4 separate regions of the Mus musculus genome follow, and all the other regions are linked to region 3. Evidence: chromatin loops called from intact Hi-C (ENCODE). Cell type or tissue: left cerebral cortex. All regions are shown on one strand. Links, peaks and the distances in the headings refer to the core of each region. The heading gives the core; the rest is flanking DNA. Region 1 has its middle 18 kb from the start of Lamp3. Region 2 holds the start of Map6d1 (MAP6 domain containing 1). Region 3 holds the start of Parl (presenilin associated, rhomboid-like). Region 4 overlaps Yeats2 (YEATS domain containing 2).

Region 1 (6,018 bases), core at 487-5,486, 580 kb after region 3:
TAAGCAAATTAATTACATAGGGAAAGCTGGAAGTACAGGGCTAGGTTGCACTCTCAATCTGCAGACTTGGAATAGCAGAGCCTAGACGATCACCTTCAGATGAGAACAGCAATCTATGAAGATATGACTGTAACCTGGACCAGGGCTTTGCATGGCCTGAAAGCCTGTTTCTTTTCCAAGCAATAGGGATTTTCTTTTCCCTTAAGACCATATATAGAATCAGAGTGGAAACAATGATTTATCAAGTAACAGCTTGACTAAACCTTTTAAACTATTTATCCCTAAATTTTAGCCCTAGAATTTACCCCTAAAATTTTAGTTATATTATAAACTAGAAATAATTTGGAGTAGCTTAGAAGTCTCAATTAACATGTCCACTTATTCATAAGCCAATCACTGCCATATATATAGAAAGATAAGCACGTGTAAACATACTACCATGCATGTTGTGGTTTGGTTCTTTGTTACTGTGATAAGACACTGACCAAGAGCAACTCAAGAAGGAAAGAATTTATTTGGTCTTACAGGTTATAGTATATCATCATGGGAAGCCAAGTCAGGAATTCAGAGCAGAACAGAAATTGAGTCAGAGACCATGGGGACCACTGCTCACTAGAGAAAGCTCACTTTCTCTGGATGTTCATCTAGCATTTTTACACAGTCCAAGCCCATCTACAGAGGGATGCTACCGCTCACTATGGGATGGGCCCTGGGCCCTCCCTCATCATTTGAATCATGAAAATACCACACAGACATTCCCATAGGCCATGAAGACAGTCTCTCAATTGAAGGTCCCTCTTCCCAGGTGTGTTAGCCATGGAGATTAACCAGCATAATACACAACAAATAGATGTTTTAAAAAATACCAAAGAATTTGTATCATTTGCCAATTTATGCATGCAGAGAAGGAACCAAAAGCTTCCTTTTAAAATTAATACTTTCTTTCTCTTTAGCTTAGATTAGACAAGATAAGAATCCTGAGAAACTGGTTTTTGAAATACAACAGAACAAGTAGTTAGAAAATAGCTTTTGCCTTTTAATGATAAAAGCTAAAATTTATATCAAAATGTAATGCTCTAGTTATTATTATCTTAGGATTTAATAATAGCAGCCTCTGTCATATAAGGGTAATCCAAACTGCTTATAGGTGCTAATTTTTATTGTTGGTATGGTAGCTCCTAAATATCCACCATGAAAAGGAAATTAACAGAGGTAGTCAACAGACATATATGTCTATGATTTTGCATATATTATTGCCTTAATAAAAGGCTCATATTTAACATTTTATGTTAGGAGTATTTTTGAAGTCTTAAGCATTCAGGTGAGTAGTAGACATTGTTGGGAATTCATTGAAGATTCTAGTCCTCATGGCCCTGCATTACTGCCTGCGTCTGTCCCTTCTACAAATCTTTGGGTGATACCCAAAGTCACCCAGCCAGTGACACTTGCCATGTTCTCTACCAGGGATCACATAGCCATACTTTTTGAGTATGGATCTCCCCTAATTCTGCAGCTTCCACCTGCTCAGCTCGACCTCCCATCCTGTCTCCATTCCTATGGAACTTCATAGTGACATTAGCCCTGTTTCTCACCAGTGACCCTGTAGTCACTGGTAGAGAGAGGCATAGCAGCGTAGGCCCAGATGGGCTACCTGTGCTCCCTCCAGCTGCCCATGTCACATTCAACATTCAGGGTTTCCCTGGAACCCACATCCTGTGCCCACATCCAGTCTAGTGAATTTCTTGAATCCTATTATACTTGTGCCCCATTAGATTCAGCAGACATAGCCCAAGCTGCACCAAATAAAATATCCTATTTCCGTCTTGTCCCCCTGGGAGCATTTTAGTGCTCCATCCTGTGAGAGTTCGAGAGAGCAAATGAGAAGCAGAGCCTTGTTTTTTGTTTTTAGATTTTTTTATTTTTATTTCATGTGTATGTGTGAATGCCTGCAGGTATGTTTGTACACCACATACATGCAGTGCTTGAGAAGGCTGGAACAAGGCATTGAACCCTAGAACCAGAGCCACAGGCAGTTGTGAGCCACCATGTTAATTTTGGAGACTAGATGGGTCCTCTGAAAGATCAGCCAGTGCTCTTAACCCCTGAGTCATCTCTCCAGTCTCGCTTGAAAAGCAGGTTTGTCTCTTTATGCTTAAATTCCTTTATCATTTATTTTACATGATGGGATTAAACACAGCCTTGTAAGGATAAACATGCAGACGCTCTTAGCCTTTGTACCAAGTTCTCTGTTAGCATCTGACCCTCAGCCATAGTTATCCATCATCCTCTGGAAGACAAGAAGAGGAGCCCAGGCCTTAAGCGTGGCTTTAGAGAAGATCCTCTGCTACCAATGGAAATCGTGAACTTTGGTTGACATTCTGGGGTTGAACGTTAGGAATGTGCTTAGTTTAAAGGAATAGAAAAATATTGCTGGTTTTAAAAAGAAATGAACTAACCGGAGCTCTTGACTCTAGCTGCATATGTATCAAAAGATGGCCTAGTTGGCCATCACTGGAAAGAGAGGCCCATTGGACACGCAAACTTTATATGCCCCAGTACAGGGGAATGCCAGGGCCAAAAAGTGGGAATGGGTGGGTAGGGGAGTGCGGGGGAGGGCATGGGGGACTTTTGGGCTAGCATTGGAAATGTAATTGAGGAAAATACGTAATAATAATAATAATAATAATAATAAAAGAAATTAGTTCACTCATTTAACATCTTTGCCAATAAGAACTGTCAGCAGGATATACCATGGTTACATTCTGCCACCTAGTGGGTAATAAGAGAAAAGGCACAATTTTGTCTTCAAATTCTAATTTATCAAAAACATTTATTTTGTTAAGGCTACTTTATCTATCTATCTATCTATCTATCTATCTATCTATCTATCTATCTATCTATCTATCTATCTATCTATCTATCTATCTGGGGTGCAGCTAACTTTATTGATGGTATTCAAGAGAGTAGGGAGGGCTCCCTAGGCCCCTCCTGTTATTATGCGGGTCTGGGATGGAAACTGTGAGGGAGATGCTCAGTGTTGGGGGCAGAGTTGGGATAGGGACTCCTCAGCAACCGAGGGCCTCTCTTTTGCTCTCAGTGTCCTTGCTCGGGTGGGTGGTCCAGGGTTTCTTACTTCTTGGAGGCCATGTAGGCCATGAGATCTACCACCCTGTTGCTGTAGCCGTATTCATTGTCATGCCAGGAAATGAACTTTAAAAAGTTGTCATTGAGAGCAATGCCAGCCCCAGCATCAAAGGTGGAGGAGTGGGAGTTGCTGTTGAAGTCGCAGGAGACAACCTGGTCCTCAGTGTAGCCCAGGATGCCCTTCAGTGGGCCTTCAGATGCCTGCTTCACCACCTTCTTGATGTCATCATACTTGGTAGGTTTCTTCAGGCGGCTTGTCAGATCTACAACGGATACATTGCGGGTAGGAACACGGAAGGCCATGCCAGTGAGCTTCCCGTTCAGCTCTGGGATTACATTGCCCACTGCCTTGGCAGCACCAGTGGATGCAGGGATGATGTTCTGGGCAGCCCTTCGGCCATCACGGCCCATTAGCGGGATCTTGCTTCTAGAAGATGGTGATGGGCTTCCTGTTGATGACAAGCTTCCCATTCTCGGCCTTGACTGTGCCATCGTGGGTGGAGTCATATTGGAACATGTGGACCATGTAGTTGAGGTCAATGAAGGGGTCACTGGTGGCAACAATCTTCACTTTGCCAAGTGGAGAGCAGACAGCAGCCCTGGTAACCAGGCGTCCAATACAGCCAAATTCGTTCACACCGACCTCCACCATTTTGTTTACGGGAGGAGGCTGGCACTGCACAAGAAGATGCGGCATTAAGGCTACTTTAAATTTACTGACAGCTTTATTTGGTAAATTCTACTCAATATGTTTAATCAGAATTACACATTAGAACTATAAAATTATTAAAACTATATTCCCTAATCCATGCAGGGAACCATGTGGTGTGAACTACAGCATTTGTCTACGAAGGTCTGTGGTTCGCTTTTCCTCTTACCCAACCTCAATTAACAGTCTACTTATTTTGCCACACAGCCTGAAAGTGACTTCAAAACTCAGAGAACAACTCCTTTGCCAGCTGCTGGCTTTGAGGACAGTCATTCTCCACATATTGCAAGAATGTATCTGTCCTTTAAAAGTTTGCTGTTATCAATCAATCAATCAATCAATCAATCAAACAAAAACAAAACAAAAAACCCATAAACCACCAACCACCACCAACAACCTGTCAAACCTTTCCCCCACCACATATGGTGTGTGTGTGTGTGTGTGTGTGTGTGTGTGTTTGTGCGTGTGCATGTGTGCTCTAGTTTAAAACCATTTGATACTTTTATAACTGGTTTCATATATCCTGAGAGTATATGATGATGAGGCATGGCAAGTGAATTCTACCCCAAAATAAGTATGCTAACATACTGGAAAGACCAGAGTTGCCCAGAGCCTTGCTTCAGTTTTACTGTGGTGATTACTAGCCATGACCATCACAAGTACTATTTATTGAATTTCTATGATGAACAGGGATCTCATTTTTCTGAATTATAGCTAATCTTCTTACCAGCATTGTAAACTAGGAATTATTCTGATTTTAGAGATTTTTTTTTTAAAAAGAAGTTGTGTGGTCAAAGAGAATAAATGACATCTCTATTGAGTGGCAGTGAGACTCAAACCCAGATCTGCTGATTTTGAGCAGTAGATAGTGGCTGCCTCTCTGCTTACTTGCATCCGTTCTGGTGACTGAAAAGATCCTGACTGAGACTGTGTGCCTTCAGTGCTGCTAAAGCCTTTATACCCAAGACAGGGCAGTAGAGCCTATGTCAGTGAAGGCAGGAGAGGACTAAACATGTAGATGACTTAAGGTACAAGCAAAGGCAGATTAGGAACTAGCAGGGACGAGGCAAGGGAGGGACGGTTGTTCAGAGGTCAGGGCCCACTTACGGCCTTTGGCCTGATGATCAATAACTGTCATGGATTTGATGCCTACGAGCTACCCGCTTCTCCCTGTGTTCTGGTGCTTGGACTGCAGAGTGCTCTCCAAGATTTACAGGGCCTGAGAATCCTGGGCTTTCCAGGAGCCATGGTGCGACCAGGTGAATAGAGTATTGTCTCTGTATCAACATCCCTGGGAGGCTGAGGTCCAGAACATTTGGATGTTGAGATGTTGTGACTTCCCCAGCCCCACCTCCTGTATCATGTTTTCAGCTCTATTCTGTAGAATAGAACAGACCCTGTGGATGGGAAGGGACAGGATGAGACAGACAAGGGCATCACTGAGTGTAAGGGGAAATTCTGCCCTATATGTTTTCATTTTAATTTTGTTGACCTTTTATTTTCTATGTATACACTATGTTGAGATATAAAATGTGCACTTCTCAATGAAAACCTAGCTCTAAACCAGCTTGGGGTCCTATGGGTGTCCCATTTACCTCCACATTCACAGAGGAGGTGGAAGAGCAGCAGAGGCCACTGGCTTCCATTACTGAACATGGTAGTTTCTTTCACTGTCTCTGTCACAAGTGGCACAGACAGAGGGAAGTGGACCCTGAGTCTCAGTAGAGCTTGGAGGATCTGTCTTTTTTATAAGTTCAATATTTTTTATATTTTAGAGTGGACATGGCTAAGGTAAGCCCTGGAATAGTTGAGCTAAGTGCATGACAGCCCTCTGTTCTTTGCCCGGAGCTTCCCTCTGATCTCTCTCCTTTAGGGAGCCAGTAACAGCAAACAATGTTTCCATCTTGGGGCATCCCTGCCCCCAGGGCTCAGTCTTCTAAGTAGCCAGAATTCCTTAGGCCCGCATTTCTATAATTGCCTGCCAATTCTTCCCTCCTTAGTATGAGAGTCACCAAGGTGGACTTGCACCCTGTCTGTCAGCAGGTGGCTCTGTGGCCCCTGGTATCTCAACACTGTGTGTGCCTTTCTGGATCATAGAGGGTGGTGACAGAGGACAAGGCCCCTTGCAGACTTTACAGGAAGCCTGTTTTTTTCATCTTCACTGA
Region 2 (5,866 bases), core at 800-5,799, 63 kb after region 3:
GAACAGACACCATGACCGAGGCAACTCTTATAAGGACATTTCATTAGGGATGGCTTACAGGTTCAGTCCATTATCATCAAGGTGGGGGCGTGGCAGTGCCCAGGCAGGCATGGTGCAGGCAGAGCTGAGAGTTCTACATCTTCATCTAAAGGCCACTAGGAGAAGATTGGCTCCCACATGGTTAGGAGGAGGGTCTCATTGTCCACCCTGAACAGTGACACACTTCCTCCAACAAGGCCACACCTATTCCAACAAAGTTACACCTCTTAATAGTGGCACTCCCTGGGCCAAACATATTCTAACTACCATACCCATGAATGCACCTTCAGTAAAGGTTTTCCCAACTCCAGACTTAACTGTCAGTATGGGGTCATAGCCAGACCTGGGGTGTTAACCAGCAATGGTATGTCACTCCAGTACAACTTGCAGCTAATGAAGTTGAGGAAGATGAGCTGACCAATGGGCCCAGACTGGGCAGTCCTCCTAGGTGCAGACTGGATGCTTCTCAGGTTCAGCCAGAAGTTGTAACTACCACCACTTCCATGGTTGCAGGTCTGAGTGCATGCAGGATACACTTGGGAAGCCCTTGGAGGGCAGCTGGATGTTTTCTGTATTTAACTGACCTTCATTCAGGCTGGATTATAGCCCTGCAATGGAACGAGCATACATGCACATCAGGGAAAGGAAACCAGTTTGGGGGTTGTAATTACAACCCAGGGAAAGGACGATTGGGAGCTTATGACAGTTCTTAAGGAAAACCGGGTTAGTTGTTACCCATTTATAACAGCACAGTAAACAGCAAATGGAGATTCACGAGCTGACATGGCCCTAAGTTCTCACTTGCATCACCTTCCTGGTTGCCTCCACCCTTTCCACTCTGGGTGGTCGCTGAGTCCGCTAGGCACAGTTTAAATCTATTTTGCAGCCACCCGTGTCCACAAATGCCAACAGAGTTCTCTGGTCCTGCCGCCAGAGCCTTCTTGATGGATTGATTGTTCCTTAAAAAAAAAAAAAAAAAAAGTAGCAGGCTTAGTGACGGTGAGGAAATGCCTCCTTCCGACCTCGCTCTCGATGAAGCCCAGGTCTGATTTCTGAGCTCACATTGGGGGAACTCTGGGTTTAGGACTGCCCGCAGGCCGTCCTTGCGGGGCTCAGGGTTGCGCGGGGGCAGTGGGGTAGTGCGCGCGCGCGGCGCAGGCGCGCGGCCGAGCGGCATGGCGTGGCCCTGCATCAGCCGGCTGTGCTGCCTGGCCCGGCGATGGAACCAGCTGGACCGCTCGGACGTAGCGGTGCCGCTGACTCTGCATGGTTACTCGGACCCCGGGAGCGAGGAGTCGGGCGCAGACTGCAGCGTCTCGCGCGGGAACCCGTCGGTCGCAGGCGCGCGGGAGTCCAGCCGCGCTGTGCCGCTCACCCAGTACCAGCGCGATTTCGGTGTGCGAACCGCGCGCGCCGGGTCCCGGGATGCGGCTCAAGAGCGCCCATCGGGGCCGGGCGGCCGCAGAGGCCAGTCCTCGGCGCCCCCCACCCGGACGGTCTACGTGCTGCCGGTCGGGGACGCGGACGCAGCTGTAGTAGCGACCACGTCTTATAGGTGGGTAGCTGGCTGCGGCAGAGGAATGCTTCGAATCTGGACCTGCGGTGGGAGGAAACGGAGCCCCGAAACGGGGTGGGGGCGGGGAGAGCACGAAGGCTGAATACCACAGGATCTGGAGAGTGACAGGGGAGCTTCGGGGTCATCTTTGGTCTCCTGACACTGCAGGCATCGCCTTGTGTTCCCAATTGCTCCCTACCCTGGGATCCAGGATGAGCGCACCTCGTAAGAGAGCACCCCTCCCTCGATTTGATTCCTCCTCCTTCGGTCTCAGATTGTTCTTTTTTAACTTCTGTGGGGTGAGCAAAGAGGGCGGTGCACAGCCCCTCATCCCACGCCCCACGCCGTGCCCAGGGCCAGTGCCTGCGCTGTTCAAGATCCCACAGAAGGAAGGTCCTTTGCACCCTTAACAGCTTTGGACAACTGAGGACTTCTTGCCTCTTCTTTCTACATAGAAGAGTAATGAATGCTCATAATGGGGGAATTAGAAATAAAAATAACAAATTCTGCCTTAACACCCTCACGCCTCCCCTCCCAAACAGATGGATCTTCCTAATTCTTAGTATACAATGAATGCATACACATTCAGTTTCCTCCACGATCTTATTCTTGCTGTTGCGATGTTTTAAAATATTTAATATATATTAGTGTGGAGAGGGGGGCGAGAGGAGGGGCGAGCAGATCAGAAGACAACTTTAGAAAGTCACTCCTCTTCCCCTTCTGCCATGGATTCCAGGGATCCATCTCTCGGATTGTCAGGCTCACACATTATAACTCCATTACTTTTTTTTTTTTTAACTTAATGTAATGTTTGACCATAGATAGATGTTCTGAATGTTAATAACTGTAATGTATGTTAGCCCTTTGTTAGGCATATAGCCACAGGCATAAGCCCCCCACCCCCCCTTTTTTTTTTGGTCTCATCTGTGATGCCTTGTTTGGGACTATTTAAAACACCACTCCATATTTATTACAGGTGTTTGAATATTTTAGGAATTTTGTTGTCTAGATTCCTTGAAGGTGGGATGGGAGCTCAGGACTAAAAAGGTCCATAGGGCTGGAGAGGTGGCTCAGTGATTAAGAGAGTGCACTGCTCTTCCATGGGATGGGAGTTCAGTTCCAGCACTCAAGCCAGGCATCTCACAATTGTCTCTTAACTTCAAGGCTCTGGGGTATCCACACTCACTGCACATATCCACACTCAAGATACCCACACATACACATAACTAAAAAGAAAACTTAAAACATAATAAAAATGGCACATGGAGACACTGTACAGATAGATGGTCACAGCCCTGCTGTCCTGATATTGGGGATGCACTAGTTATGGGTCTGTCATAGGGTGGGACACTGAAGCCCTGCAGGTACAGATGGTGAATCTCAAACACACACACACATGTCAAAGGGGGCCAAAGTGCAGGACAGGTTCCACCTTAAGACTCTGTTCCTTAAGGTACTTAATGGGTGTGTGTGGTGCAGGGCAAGGCCTTGTGTTCGTGGACTCAAGTGGAGCTGTCTGGCATTGCTGGTGGCAGGGCAGGCAGGCAGGCTTACTGACTGCCAATGTAGGAACCTGAATCCCCTGCAGGAGAGGTCTGAATGTTCACGGTCCTTCCAGTGGTCCTGCCTGCGCATGACTCTGCAATGGCTTGAGAATCTAGCCGTCAAACAACTGGTTGGGCTTGCAGGGAAGACAGGAAGCCACCTTTCATAACTAGTGGCGTGGGGATGTTGGTACAAGCCCCTCTTCATAAGGGATATTCCAGAAAATCATGGCTGGTTATGAGAAGCTGTTTTACCCACATGGAGCCAATGGCCCGCTGAATGTCCTTGTAGGGTCCCCCAAGCTCTGTTGATGGTAAGGTGTTGGCTACTGCTTTCCCCTTAACATGATGGTTCTTGCTATTCCTCTACAAATGAGAAATTGAGCTAGTAGTTCAAAACACATGGCTCTGAACAGCACAGAAAGGAGTGGGACTCAAGCACCAATTCTGTAGTCCTTCCCTAAAATGGTTTATACAGATCGTCGTTGGCCACCTCCTCGGAGACAGTTTCTCAAATTGAGTCTTGAAGTCAGCCATGGAAAATCACTGACAGATGGGGGCTTGCTTTTCCAAGTATAAACTCTGCCTTTGGAACAGTTTCCTTCCCTGAGAACTGGATGGAATACTAAGAGCCTGGCTGACCAGTCCTCACTCACCCCCAAGACCAGCCCAGGATAACGACTGATCTTCCTCAGCACTAAACTCTCTGGCCTCTGGGACCCAGAGGCTGGAGTAATCCCATACTACTTTTCATCTTGTAAGATATACTTCACCCAAGTGAACTGCTAGAGGCATTCAGAAAACAATTGAGAAACCCAAAAGTAATAGATTAGGTTTGTGGCCACTCCTGACTTACAGTCTTTAAGTGCTATGGACCCCTTAGGCCTCCATCTCTCCCTGCTAACAGGTCCTGCTTCATTTGTCTTCTGGTTGTCATGGAAGGAGTGGTCTGCCTTATTTGTCTGGCCAGATAGGCATAGGAGCTGTCTTGGAGCTCTCTAGCTGCCTAGCTCCTCCCAGAACAATGCTTCCATAATTCTTTTGAGGCTGGTCAGGTCCATGTAAGATGGGGGTGGGGTGGGGTGGGGGTGGGGGTGGGATGGGGGAGGGAGTACCTGGGCATGGTTGTGCACACCTTTAATCCTAGCACTTGGGAGGCAGAGGCAGGTGGATCTCTAGGAGTACAAGGTCAGCTCTGGTTTACATAGCAAGTTCCAGGCAGCCAAGGCTACATATTAAGCCTTTGATGCTTTTTAAGGAGCACAGCGAGGCTTGTATTCTTTCATTAATCTTGGCGTAATCTATAGTCCACCTTACTCATAGTCCTCCATGGGTACCCAGGGCTCTGGTAATTCTACCTCTGATGCCACTTTTTCTATTCTATCACAAGCCCTCTTGGCTGGAACATCTTCTGCAACACCCCAGGGACTGCTATAGGTTCTTCCTGCTTTGAGTCCCCTGCTGTCACCTCAGAGCAGCTGGCTTAGGCTGCCTGGAGCACAGCTCAGAGATAGCTGGGGACAGAAGGACATGCTCAGGGGAGGCTCTGCCTTCCCAGGAGAAAGAGAACAGCGAATGGTTTAGACAGCTGGTCCTTAGAACCTTGAAGCTTAGGAAGCAAAAATTATGACAGGCCCTGGCTCAGCTCTTCTTTACACCCAAAACTCAGTGTTGACCGCAGCAGGCAACAGCTTCCCGTGCCCATGCCATCTGCCTGCTCAGTGAGGATCAGCTCTGATGCTGCCAAGAAAAGACTCCCTTGTTTTCAGGGCCAGTGTAGGGGAAGGGCCTAGCACAGGCAGACACTGGCCCTGGCTGGCTGAGTCCTGCGCCTGTGGTCATGGGTGGGTGGGTATTACACAACACAATGGCCTTGCTGAGTTTACTCTTTAGTAGGGTCATTGACAAGATTAAGAGGTCCCCAGGAGTAGAATTGAGCCTTTTTAGTGACAAGGCACTAAGTTAGCCAGTTCTTTCTTTCCAGTGAAGTGGCTTATGGGAGCTCAGACTGCAGACCAGCTTGGAGGTTTTTGTTTTGAGATGGCTACTGTAACTCTCAGATTTTTAAAGAGATTTTGTTTTACTTTTAAAAGTCATGTGTATTTCTGTTTGTGCATGTGAGGGCAGGTTCCTAACAGGCCAGAAGAGGGCATCAGGTCCCCTGAAGCTGGAGTTCCTGGTGATTGTGAGGTGGGTGCTGGGCACTCAACTGTAGCCCTTTGCAAGAGGAGTATATACATGATTGCTAAGTCATTTATCTAACCCTGTGACTTACTAAAGAGTTTTTGGTTCGTTTTACATTTGTTGTGCCTGTGTATGTACATGCATATCATGTGCACATATCAAGACATACATGTGGAGACCAGAAGACCCATGGGAGACTTGGTTCTTTCCTTCCATCATGTGAGTCCTGACCAGTGTAAGTTTCTTCCAAGGGCTTTCTGCCACTGTTTTCCTGAATTTGGGTGGCTGAGGCTTCTTGGCGGAGCGAACAGAAGAGCAACTCTTCCTAAGGTGGTCCATCTGCTTGGAACAGCTGGTGCATCTGGTCCTGCTTGTGAGGAAGGATAAAGCATCACTAGGAACTGAAGCAGACCACCAGTGATTAGGGCTTCTTTTAAGAAGCTAGGGTGCAGGAAAGGAATGACTGACCCTGTGCAAGGTTGAGATTGTATTCTGTTGCAGACAGGAATTCCAAGCTTGGACTGGAGTGAAGCCCTCAAGATCC
Region 3 (6,018 bases), core at 439-5,438:
GGCCTGAATTGCATTTGCTGGCATATGAAAGACAGCCAGCAGGAAAGAAGTCCCCAGGTCACTTCCAGCTTGATTTTTCTGTCCTGCAACCAAAATCTGTCTTCATCATAGAATCTTACTATATAGTTATGGTGGGAAACCAAGAACAATGGCAATAGGCTATACTGTTTGTGGTGCAGGGCTCCTACCCAATAACTCAAAGGATGCAAACACACACAGCACTGGGATGTTCACTTAATACCTTATGTCTTTTGGGGGTACCTGTGTTCAAGATATTTTTTAAATTATATTTTTTAATTAGTTTCCAAAATAGTGGGTTTCTATAACGTTTTGAGCTGCTATTTTGTGGTGGTTTGTTTGTTTGTTTGTTTATTGTGACAGTCTTATTATATAGACTATCTAGCTTCAAAGTTTCAGAGATCTGTTTGCCTCTATTTCTCAAGTATTGGAATTAAAAACATGCACTACCATGCCTGGTTTGGTGTGTGTGTGTGTGTGTGTGTGTGTGTTCAGGAACCAGAAGAGGGCATGAATCATTTGGAGCTAGAATTTCAGGAAGTTGTGAGTTACCTAACATGAGTGTTGGGAATTAAACTGGGGGCTTCTGGAAATGAAATCTTCTTAATCCACCAGTTGTTCCTCCAGCCTCCATTAGAAACAAAACAAAACAAAACAACCCTTAACTAAGAAAAAAAGCCTTTACTCCCAGCACTTGGGAGGCAGATGCAGGTGGTTCTCTGTGAGATGAAGGCCAGCCTGCTCTATAGAGTGAGTTCTAGGTCAGCCTGGGCTACACAAGCAAAACCTTGTCTCAAGAAACAAACAAACAAACAAACCCCCAAACCTAAAAGAAAAAAAACCACAAAACACTGGTAGCACGTCATGAATGAGAAGAAAAAAAAAAAAAGAAAGCAAGTGGCTGGACTAGGTTGATAGAGAAAAACTAAAGGAGGGAAATTAAATAGGAGGGCAACAGGGACAAGGTGGGTAGTGAAGTCGTGGCTAAAGGTAGAGTGGAGGGAGGGAGGTAAAGCAATGCAGCAAATAGCCTAAAACAAGCCAAATTCTGCAGACTCTGCACAGACCCTGAGAGTCAGGCGGCCAGCCTGTGATGTCTGGGGAGTGAGAAGAGGGGTGGAGATATATATGACGGACACAGGCTGGCCCACACTGGTTCTGGTTTCAGTTGGCTCAGTCCATCCATCTTTATGTTGGCCCATTTGGCCTACACTGACTTTGAAAACATGGACAATAAGAAACAATTGTGTATTTAATCTGTGAATGAAAACATAGAGTCACACAAAGTGGGTATCCCTTAACAACCAAACTCCTCTGCATCCCATATCTAGAAGCTACAAACAATGACTGGGGTCCCTTAAGCATCTCCACTGGTGCTGCTACCCACAGTTATGCAGTGTGTTCTGACTCTTTCTGAATAAGGGTCGCTCCCCATGTTCTTCATTCTCGAAGCCTGGAAACACTCAGCCCAGACCTTTACCACCAGTAACAGAAGAGTTTCTAAGGGACCCCCACCCCCACCCATTCTCCTTTTCCCTCTTGAAATAAATGAGATGACAGAGTAGTCCTGGAGGTGCTTCTGATAGACTCCAATCTAATAATATAAACCAAGGGCCATAAAATTGCAGAGGGAGTTAAAAAGTCTCTTTTACTATAAGTGAGGTTTGTTGTGAGTTCTAGAAAATTGCGGATTTATAGTTAGGAAAGGAAACATGCCATGCTTAGGCATTACACATGATTCCCTGCTACTGTAACATTCTTATTTGAAACATTCCTGTAGAAAGGGAACATTGTTCTCAAAGCAAATGTTAATTGTGCTGGGATACTTGACTCTCAGTTGTCTAGAGATCAACCAGACTCAGGTGTAGGAGACCCTCTCCCTTCCCTTGCTTCTTCAACTGAAACACTTGGGGCTCTGTCTTTGGCTATCAAACTTCAGTAATGGAACCACCCCAGAAATCTCATGCTGGAAGGAAAAAGCCTGAGTTTCTGGGGGCAGCCAGTAACTACAGAAGGATTTGCAACTTGTCAAGGGGGCAGGCTTGGAGAAGGAGGCTGGATCAGGGGTCGGGGGTGACGGGTGAAGGGTGATTGGTGAGGGGACACAATTTCCTTATACTGCACACTTCTTGCCTTCCATTTAAACCTTATCTTTATGTTAGACCTGGAAGATGAACGTGGGGAGTCATTGAATTTCATCCTCTCAGTGTGGTCCCATTTAATAAATCGTTTTCTGCTTTTCACAATCAGACAGATGTCCAAGCCTGGCGAGTTAAGGTTGCCACTGTACAGGGCCATTTCCCTTTTCTGAGACTATAAAGCACAGTGAAACGGTGTCTTGTGGTTAAATGTGATAACCTGAGGGTGTCTGATAACACAGCGTTACTCAAAGCCTCAAGTTTTCCCCAGTCACTCTCACCAGAAACTTCCAAGGTGGCGCTGGTCTGAGAAGAGGAAGACCGGAACTGAACGGCCTCCAGGTGGCGCTCTAGACCACTCCTCCGCGCTGTGTGGCTTTTTTTTTTTTTTTTTTTTCTTCGCCCCGGAAGTGATTTCTAGGCCGGGGTTAGAGAGGTCGGGCCATGGTGGGGCAGAGGTTGGGAAGATGGCGTTGCAAGGTTGGGTACAGCGAGGCTGGCGCTGCGGTCCGGCGTGGGCGCCTCCCTTGGGTGGCGGCTACCGGGAGCTCTCTGCGACCCAGGCCCCGCGGCTGCTTGGACGCAGGTAATGGCCGCCGCTTCCAGCTCCCCCGGCTTCCCATGAGCTGGGGTTGCGCGCATCCTCGGGGGATAGGTAGCCGTGTGGGGCTCCCGCTTTCCATTGTTTACGAGGTCTTTGCTAAAGCTGACTCCTCCCTGCCTAGCTTTTCCTTGGTCCTCCTTTCCCTACTGGCTTCTGGGTGCCGAGCCGCGAGAGGTGTCTGGCCGAGCCCGGCCCGGTTCTCCGGACCCGCGGTCTTTCCTAGTAGTTCCGAGGGATGTGATGGAAAGGGGAACTTCTGAGCGTTAATTGCATGTCCGGCTCATATTCTTGAAAGGGCTGTACTGCTGTAGGAAGCACGTGGCCTTTCCGGCCGGCCGGATCTTACATGAAGTGTAATAGAAGAGAAATTCCATAGCAGTTGAATTAATACTGACGTTGAAACTTAGTCCGAAGATGTCAACTTTGCAACTTCTACCTAATTGATGGTACCATACACACCAAGGGGCCTGAGGTCTTTATAAACGTGTGAGCTAGCCAGAGATGAGATTGAGCCTGGCGAAGGCACCACCTGATCTTAAAATTCACCCGAGGTGGGCACAGGTCTGTAATCTCAACTCTCAGTAGTCTGAATCAGGAGGATGGCGAGTTGGAGCCAAGCTGGGAAAGGCTGAATTATAAATAAATAAACAGCACCTGGACTATATGTAGATTCATTTCCCAGGTGCCACCCAAAATCAGAATCTTGGAAAGTGGCGAAAGCGGAAGAACCTGCTCCTCAAGTGAAGCTTATTAACATCTGTGGAAAAGTTGCATATGGTGTAGCTTACTGGCTAACGTTTAAAATCAGGCATTGCTTTTAAACAGCTTGGTGTGGTCAGACTTGCTTGTAAGCAGGGTTAGGCGTTCAAGGCTAGGCTGGGCAGCAGAAGACTGGAAAAAAGAAAGGAAGAAAAAAGTCTTAAACAGGTGGAACTGGGGAGGTGCCTTGGAGGTAACAAGATTTCTGTGATCCTGTTGATTTGCTGTGATAGTTTCGGGAAAAGGCAGCAAAAGAAGTGGACACTTCATCTCTGAGGAACCTCATTGGTAGGGTGCTTGTCTCTAGTAACACCACAAAACTTGTCAAAAGAGTTTAGCCTACCTATCATGGTGGCTCAGGCTAGTAATCCCGGCACTTGGGAGGTGGATTAGGAGTAGGAGCCAGACTGTCAGGCCACCATGGATTACTTGAGGTCCTGTCTAACCCTCCCCTCAGTACATGTGGTATTAAAATTTATATGGAAACTTGGAAACTGACATTCTTAATCTTGTGGTTATGGGAGAATGCATTAGATGAGAATGTGGGTGAACCTGAAGTGGCTTTGCTCTTGTCTCCACATGTATGAACTTAATAGGGAATGGGAGTTGCTCGCTTTGTAATCACTAGTCTGTTTTGAGCCACTGTGGTTCTAAATTAGCATGAAGAATGAGCCAGGCCTTGTGGCTCTAAAGAGGTCCCAACGTTTGCATTTTATAAACACTTTATGTGGTGATACAAAGGCAAAGGTGATACAAACACAAGGTCCTCAGGCACCTGCCAGCCCACACACGGTTCTCCCTTTACAGGAGTTATAAGATTTTATGATATGGTTAAGTTTAGGTTGCTGCACTCCTGTCCTTCAGGATTCTTGTCTAGCAAGAGAAATCAATAGTACTGGGTTACAAGTTTAGTTCTGTATAATGAATGCATTCTGATGATGATCATTTGGTTTAGTTCAGTGGGAACTGATCACTTTATTTATTAGACCTACTTTGGCTACTTTAAACTCTTCCTGGGCTTCGTGAGCTCTTAGCTCAGCACTCAAGATTCTCTGCTCTTACAGGGGACCTGGGTTTGATGCCCAGTTTCCACATGGTTGCTTACAACTGTCTGGAACCCAGTTCCAGGGGCTAAAGGCCTCTTTAGGCCTCTGCTAGCACCAGGCACACATGTAGTGCACAAACATACATATAGGCAAAACCTCCATATACATAAAATTAAACGCTCTTGGGGCTGGAGACATGGCTCAGGGGTTAAGAGCACTTAGTACTCTTCTAGAGGACCTAGGTTCAATACCTAGCACTCAAATGATGGTTCACAATTGCCTGTAATTCCAGGCCTAGAAATCTGTTACCCTCTTTGGGCCTCCAAGGCATCAGACACATGAGTTGCACAGGCGTACATGCAGACAAAACATCCATACATGTAAGGAATTGAATTTTTAAAAAGAATAAGGCTTTTAAAAAGAAAAAAAATTACTTAGGAATGCATTTGGCTATAAAACTGATGACTAGATAAGTGGGAATTATTTTTTCTAAGATGTTTTGAGGGAAGAAGCGACTGCTGTCTTTGTACTATACTCCAAAATGTCAGGGTTTAAGTGTAAATTCCTTGACCTTTATCTTGGCTTTAAAGAGAACTGTTTTAGCTTTAGATATTACATCCTATTCAAGCCAGAAAGATAGAGGCACGTGTGTGTGTCTGTCTGTCTGAGTGAGACGGGGTGGAGGAGTGGGGTTGAGGGTGGGTGGGGAGGGGGTGATGGAGAGGCAGGCCAGTGGTATGAGATATTACCATACAGAAGGCTAGAAAACAAGGATATTGCTTTCCTAGCCACTAAGAAAAAGTAGGCAAGGGGAAAGGATTAATAGCATTTGGGATTGACTGTTCAATGGTGTTTGCTTCTCAGATTGCTGATGTCATTGAAGGGAGTTCAGCACTACTTACTATTTGCCTTAGCATTGGTTGAGTAAGTGGATAATCTTCTGAAACCAAGTTGTTAAATGTAATCTAGACATGAAGGACGGGATTAGATTAGAAAGGGAAGCTTTTTTGTTTATTTATTTTGAGACAGGGTCTTACCAAGGTCAGTGTAACCTCTAACTTGATAGTGCCCTGCTTCTTTCCTTCTCTTGAGGGCTGGGGTGTATGCTACCATCCCTGGTTTGTGCTGAGCTGGGATTGAGCCCAGTGTTCTACTGACTGCATTTAGTCCAGCGTTCTACTGACTTAAATCTCAATTCCCTCACCTTATTTTTCTCTCTTTTTCTTCTTTTTTTGAGACAGAACCTTCCCGTGTAGCCTGGGCTCACTATTTTAGCCTCCTGTTTAGGGTGTAATGAGAATATCACAAAGGGAAAGTGTACTTCAAGAACTTGCATGGATTGAGTTTTCGTACATAAAGGAATTGGAGCCTTTGAGTGCGTGTCTACTATTAAGGAGTTCAGGAACAGAAGTATCAGAGTGAAGGGTCAGATTGAAGAGTGGAGCACTCAGAC
Region 4 (6,018 bases), core at 465-5,464, 88 kb after region 3:
GGTGATTCTGCTTTATTGCTAGGGTTGTAATTTACATTTCCTTTCAAAACTAATAAAGCTGAATAAGTCTCACAGGCTTTGAGCTATTTGGATGTCCTCTTCTGAGAAGTGTTTATCAGTGTCTTTCACACTGGTTTTGAGTGGTCACTATACATTCAAAACATGATTCTTTTGTGTTTTATATATATGGAGGATATCTTAAGAGTCTGTAGCTTGACTTTTTGCTTTTAATATTCTCTGATAAAGCAAGGTTCTCATAATTAAGTCCCTTTTCCAACATCCTGTGTCTCATATTTTCTTCCAGAAAAAGTTTTTACATCTTTCATATTCAAGTTTATATTCTAATTTAAACTAGCTGTTACCTTTGATGTAAGGCAGGAGTATCGCTGCTTTCAGACATGGTATGTCCACGTCCCTTCCCTCCTCACCTGCTTGTCATCAAAAAGACCACCCCTCTCCACTGAGAGGGCGTATCATGGGCATTATTTTCTGTTTTATGGGTCTTTGTAATCTTTGACTACTTCAAAGGCTGAGGCTCCTTAGTATCTATCTGCTATCCTGTCTTCCTGATCAAGATTGTTCTGCTATCAAAACAGCTAGTTAATTAACAGCCTTATGAGAGTCTCACTAAAAGCCAACGTCAGCCTCTGCTTCCAGAATGTTGAGATTAGAGAGGCACACCACCATGTCTGACTTTGGCTCTTTTATTTTACGTGTTCGCACTTTTAACCATAATATATTCTTTTATTTATCTCCTTTTAATTTCTCTTAAAATGTTTAGGGTTGTCCCTATAAGATTTTTTATTTTAACTTTTATTATTAATGGCTGTGTGTGTATGTGTGCCAGGACTGTGAGGGCTGCCACTGAAGGCAGAAGAAGGCGTCAGATTCAGCTCCTCCAGGGCGAGGCTGGGAGCTATAGGCAGCTGTGAGCTTGGGATGTGGGTACTGGGATCCAAGCTAGGTCTTCTGCAAGAGCATAAGAGCTCTTAGCTGCTGAGCATCTCTCTAGCTGACACATCTGCCGCTCTGGTATTTTAATTTTATTTGGTATGCATGCATATGCATGTGTGTGTGTGTGGGGGGGGAGTCAGAGAACAACTTGTGGGAATTTGCTCTCTCGTTCCACTGTATGGGCCCTGGGGCCTTAACTCAGGTCCTCGGAGCCGTGGTGGCAAGTACCTTCATCTACAATGGCCCGGAACCATTGTTTCTGTCCCATCTTCCTCTTTCTACATTACTGGATATTTGGTATTGCTGAGTCTTCCCTCTCTTTGGTTTACTGAAAAAAGGTTTTACTGTATTTAATGGTTATGCACCTCACTGAACATTTTACTTTGCTTAAAACCAAAATAAGGACTGGTGAGGAGGCTCAGTGGGCAAAGAAGTGTGCTGCCAATCCTAACATCCTGAATTAGGTCCCGGTAATTCATATGAACAGAGAACCAACTCTTGAAAATCGTCCTTAAAGTTCTATATGGGTGCCATGGTGTGTACATGCCAATGTGCACACACACAGTTAATGTAATAAAACTCCAAAATAAAAGATGCTCTGTCCTGGTCCAAAATTAAACACACTAGTCTGGTGTGGAGCAGCATTAATGCTGTCACAGCAAATTTTGCTCAGGGGCAAACAAACGTTCCCTATCCATAAATACTGTAGGTGTTGTGAGTCACACGGTCTCTGCAGGAACCAAACTTTTGGGAGTCTGAAAAATACTATGAAGGCAAATGGGAGTGATTGTATGCCAATGAAGCTTTACCTACAAACCCAGGCCCTGAATCAGTCAGCTATACTCTACTTTAAATGAGCATTTAACAAATTATAAATCCACCTGCCAAGATGACGGGATTCCAGAATGCCTCAAGAGCAGCAGCCTGGTACAAATTTAAACCACACTGTTTCCTGCACATGGGAGGTGTGTGTATTCCCAACACAATCCAGGGTGTGACAGCTAACTGAAGGACTGACTGACACAAGAATTACTGATAGTGTTGTATCCACAAAGTAGCAGGCACCGGGGACTATTACACTCGAAGCTTTGACTATATGAGTCCGTCACTGCTAGGTGTCATAGATGACTGTCACTGTACCCACCTTCTACTATCAGGGATTCTTACATTCAGGGATATACTGCTAGCTCAGTGTGCTCCCACTAAAACTCCCTTCTCACAACTATGCTGCCTAAATGGATTGCTAAGTGCTCAAGCTCCAAAATAAGTCCTTAAAGTTTTGTCTCTATTGTTTTCTTAAACCAGCATGCCCCCTTGACCTCCCTACAACTATAGGGTTCTCTACTTTGCAAAAGTCTGGTTTACACAAGCCCATACAAGTTTATATCCATTGACCTCCTTACAGCTCAAGGGTTCTCTACTCTTTAAAAGTCTGGTTTATACAAGTCCTGTCCCTGAGAGCCCTGGACATAAATCCTGGACTGCACTATGCCAGTAATCACTTTTCAGACTACTTGTCTGGTACTTACCGACCACAGTTTGCTATTTATGCAGCTTTCTTGAACCAGGTTATAAACTGAAGGCAAAAATGATGCCTGATAATGCCGGGCAGTGGTGGCGCACGCCTTTAATCCCAGCACTCAGGAGGCAGAGGCAGGCGGATTTCCGAGTTCGAGGCCAGCCTGGTCTACAAAGTGAGTTCCAGGACAGCCAGGACTACACAGAGAAACCCTGTCTCGAAAAACCAAAAAAAAAAAAAAAAAAAAAAGATGCCTGATGCCCCATAATGTCAATTTCCTTTAGACTATGACACTGTGCGTAGTATGTGTTTGTCAAACAGCTGACAGATGCTGAAACTCAAAGCTGAACCTTTGGAACAAAGATACTGTGAGGTCCTACATACCTTTGGCAATTGCTACTGGAGCAGAGCTGGGGGCAGCTTGATTTGGAACACTTATGGGCAGGACAGTAGTAGGTAATTTGCTGGTAGAAAACGACTGAACCACTAAGACACAGAAAGATGAGAGTATAATAGTGACAGAAATTAGTATTTTCCTTAATTTAATCTTCAGCAATTTTATATATGCATATAATATATCCTGGCCACACTCATTCCCCCATGTTCTCTTATGCTACCAGCTTCCCTGTCTCCCAAAAGCTGCTCCCACTGCCCTGTCTTTTTGTTTTTAGACTGACTTTTAACCAGCACTGCACACATGGGCCATGGTGTGGAGCTATCTACTCAACAGTGTTTAGACCACTAAAGATGGCGCCCCTTTCTCTCAGTAACCATCAACTGCCAACAGTGCCCCTGTGGAGGGGCTGGACTTCTAAGGTCATCTCCTATCCAAGACAGAGCTGACAGGCCCAGCCCTGTGCAAGCCCTGGGTAGGTGATCACCAAGGCCACTGCATTCCTGAGTGTAATGGCCATGCTCTGTCCAGAAAACAAAGCTTCACCCTACTCCCACCCTATGGCACTTACATTCTTCCCTGTCTTCCTTGAGACAGAAATTATTTTTATTACAAATAACCCAACTCCATGTTGTCAAGAGCCCATTTTAAGTGTACACCACAATCTTAAGCTGTGCTGCCCACTAGTGGCAGAATAACTGAGTTACAGCCTCCACTATGGACATGAGGGCATGCCAGTAAACTAAGAAAATAAAAATGCAATAAAGCCAACTCACAAACGCTCAAGGTGTTCTTTTTTGACACATCTTTAGAAATGGGCAGACAGAGCCAAGCTACAGTGCTCAGGGGACACAGGTGCTTACCACCATGCATCACAACGGCCTGAGTTAAATCCCTGGGACCTACACTCTAGAAGGAGAACTTAACTCACAAGTTGTCCTCTAAACTCATATGCCTGCATGCACCCACTCATGCACATGAAATGAAACATAAAGGCTAACTGACAAGCTGTACAAAACCAAGAGACATCCTACCCGGTAGGAGGGTTCCCAAGACAGAGCTGCGTCAGTACCAGGGTGGCACGCACCTTTATTCACAGGCATCAAGACAGTCTGCACGCCACCAGAGGTATTGATGCTTAGTGGCTTGAGTTGACTGGGAATTGTCAGGACAGCCTGCTGGGGACTGGACTGAGCGGAATGAACTTTTAGCAACCCTAAAGTGGAAAGACAATGTCAAGTACAGTTAAGGTATTTCCTTCAAGCTCCTGCCCTCTCTGACACTCCCAGTTTCTCCCACAAGCAGTGCCCAGAACAATCACTCTTTAGTAAATAAAAAGTTGGATGCAGGAGGCAATGGATAATGGAGATTTTACAGTAAAACTCTGATATAATAATTTATTTTTCTTCTCTTCTCTTCTCTTCTCTTCTCTTCTCTTCTCTTCTCTTCTCTTCTCTTCTCTTCTCCCCCTCCCTCCCCCCCTTTCTTTTTTTGGTTTTTCAAGACAGGGTTTCTCTGTGAAGCCCCGGCTGTCCTGGAACTCACTCTGTAGACCAGGTTGGCCTCGAACTCAGAAATCCGCCTGCCTCTGCCTCCCGACTGCTGGGATTAAAGGCGTGCGCCACCACACCCGGCTATAATTTATTTTTCTTTTTTCTTTCTTTTTTTTTTTTTTTGGTTTTTCGAGACAGGGTTTCTCTGTATAGTCTTGGCTGTCCTGGAACTCACTTTGTAGACCAGGCTGGCCTCGAACTCAGAAATCCACCTGTCTCTGCCTCCCAAGTGCTGGGATTAAAGGCATGCGCCACCACCGCCCGGCTAATTTATTTTTCAAGTGTCCTTGTCCTAAAACAACAAAAAGCATAACAGGAAGGCAAAGCAGTAACTGCTGCCAAGACACAGGCTTTGGAGTAAGACAATGACCTGGTGTTTGTAGTTTTCAAATTCCTGTTTTTAATGAAAATATTGTATGCTAAGCAGTTGAAAAGCAATAAAACGCCGGGCAGTGGTGGCTCACACCTTTAATCCCAGCACTTGGGAGGCAGAGGCAGGTGGATTTCTGAGTTCGAGGCCAGCCTGGTCTACAGAGTGAGTTCCAGGACAGCCAGGGCTATACAGAGAAACACTGTCTCGGAAAACCAAAAAGGAAAAGAAAAGCCATATAACGGCAAAGGTTCTGATTATACACTAACCAGTGTTTAGTGTCACCCAATGTCCTGCTGATGCTTGCGACCCTCCCTGATTATCTCAACAACGTCTCTGTTTTTTCATTATTTCGGTGTTTATATATAAGAGAATGTATATCATGCAGGCCTGACTTCCTTAACCTTATTGGGGCCTATGCTATAGAAAAAGCTTTTTCTTCTTCTTTTTTTTTGGAGCCAGGATATGGAAGGAAGAGAAAAAGGAAGCACCTCCAAAGGCATGTCTCAATCATGGTGGGGTGGTGCACAGCTTTAATCCCCATACTCAGAAGGCAGAGGCAGGAGACTTGGGCCAACCTGGTCCATATAATGAGTCCATGACTCCACCGAGTAAGGGCACTTGCTGCCAAGCTTGGTGTCTGAGAACCAACTCCTTAGCTGTAGTCTTCACTCCCTTACCCTGACACTGAATGTGCTTTAACAAAGTAGCCATCTGGAAATATATCTGGCTTATTTAATGATATACTATACAAAATATGAACATCGTTGTCTAATGAGAAAGAGGGGGAAGGAGTGTCGTGGCACTTACCTGACACTGTGGCTTTCCCAGAGATGGAGCTTGGTGCAGATACCAGGGACGCGGCAGTGCCGGCAACAGCAGCGGGGCCCTTGCAGGTTGCCATGGTGGCCTGGCTTACACACACTTGTGGCTGACCAGGAGTTTTGATTATAGAACCAACAGAGGATGACACAGGGGTTGATCCTTCAGACTGTTCAATTAGAGCGACAGAAGGGAAGTTAGGAAGATGGCGGCCCTGTGACTTTCCCGGGGCAGCGGCTCACACAGCACACCAGTAAACAGCAGGTCTTGGTCACTACTACCCATGAAATGTCCTGCTGACGTATGAAGGCATGTGTTCCATGGCACTCATGTGAAGGTGTGTGTGTGTGTGGTCGGTTCTCTCTTCCTGCCATGTGGGTACTGAGAATTAAACTCACGTTGCCAG

Evidence for each region. A loop is a pair of places that touch in the nucleus more often than their neighbours do. Peaks named below come from ENCODE experiments on the same cell type or tissue, not always from the same donor. Only the 100,000 strongest peaks of a DNase experiment are listed, where the experiment ranks them.
Region 1: a loop joins it to region 3, with 10 times the contacts of the local background. A loop is called at or near these places in 14 of 42 quality-filtered maps.
Region 2: a loop joins it to region 3, with 5 times the contacts of the local background. A loop is called at or near these places in 4 of 42 quality-filtered maps.
Region 4: it touches region 3 in a loop (7-fold over the local background); 16 of 42 quality-filtered maps call a loop at or near these places.

Annotation. Positions count from the first base shown.
Region 1 is chr16:19,721,090-19,727,107 of GRCm38, reverse strand. It overlaps the pseudogene Gm17799. Among named protein-coding and RNA genes, the nearest start is that of Lamp3, 18 kb to the right of the region's middle. In left cerebral cortex, for the core only: a CTCF peak has its summit at 2,782 (motif pointing left); no DNase peak of the experiment used is centred there.
Region 2 is chr16:20,236,662-20,242,527 of GRCm38, reverse strand. It overlaps Map6d1 (MAP6 domain containing 1), which reads left to right and starts at 1,170. Exons shown (of 3, transcript NM_198599.2): 1 at 1,170-1,594; 2 at 5,824-5,866. The coding sequence starts at 1,215. It overlaps Gm41431 (a long non-coding RNA gene), which reads right to left. Exons shown (of 2, transcript XR_875948.1): 1 at 5,791-5,866; 2 at 5,016-5,689. Gm49566 (a long non-coding RNA gene) reads right to left here and starts at 1,070. Exons shown (of 3, transcript XR_003951848.1): 1 at 775-1,070; 2 at 383-647. In left cerebral cortex, for the core only: a CTCF peak has its summit at 5,285 (motif pointing right); DNase peaks (open chromatin) are centred at 1,925, 3,235, 3,649, 4,810 and 3 more places; H3K4me3 peaks cover 1,985 bases; H3K27ac peaks cover 4,729 bases.
Region 3 is chr16:20,298,933-20,304,950 of GRCm38, reverse strand. It overlaps Parl (presenilin associated, rhomboid-like), which reads left to right and starts at 2,589. Exons shown (of 10, transcript NM_001005767.4): 1 at 2,589-2,742. The coding sequence starts at 2,624. In left cerebral cortex, for the core only: a CTCF peak has its summit at 2,484 (motif pointing right); DNase peaks (open chromatin) are centred at 2,521 and 3,028; H3K4me3 peaks cover 1,818 bases; H3K27ac peaks cover 513 bases.
Region 4 is chr16:20,211,332-20,217,349 of GRCm38, reverse strand. Yeats2 (YEATS domain containing 2) reads right to left here. Exons shown (of 31, transcript NM_001145930.1): 21 at 5,601-5,781; 22 at 3,955-4,083; 23 at 2,858-2,959. Among named protein-coding and RNA genes, the nearest start is that of Gm41431, 22 kb to the left of the region's middle. In left cerebral cortex, for the core only: a CTCF peak has its summit at 3,558 (motif pointing left); a DNase peak (open chromatin) is centred at 3,552.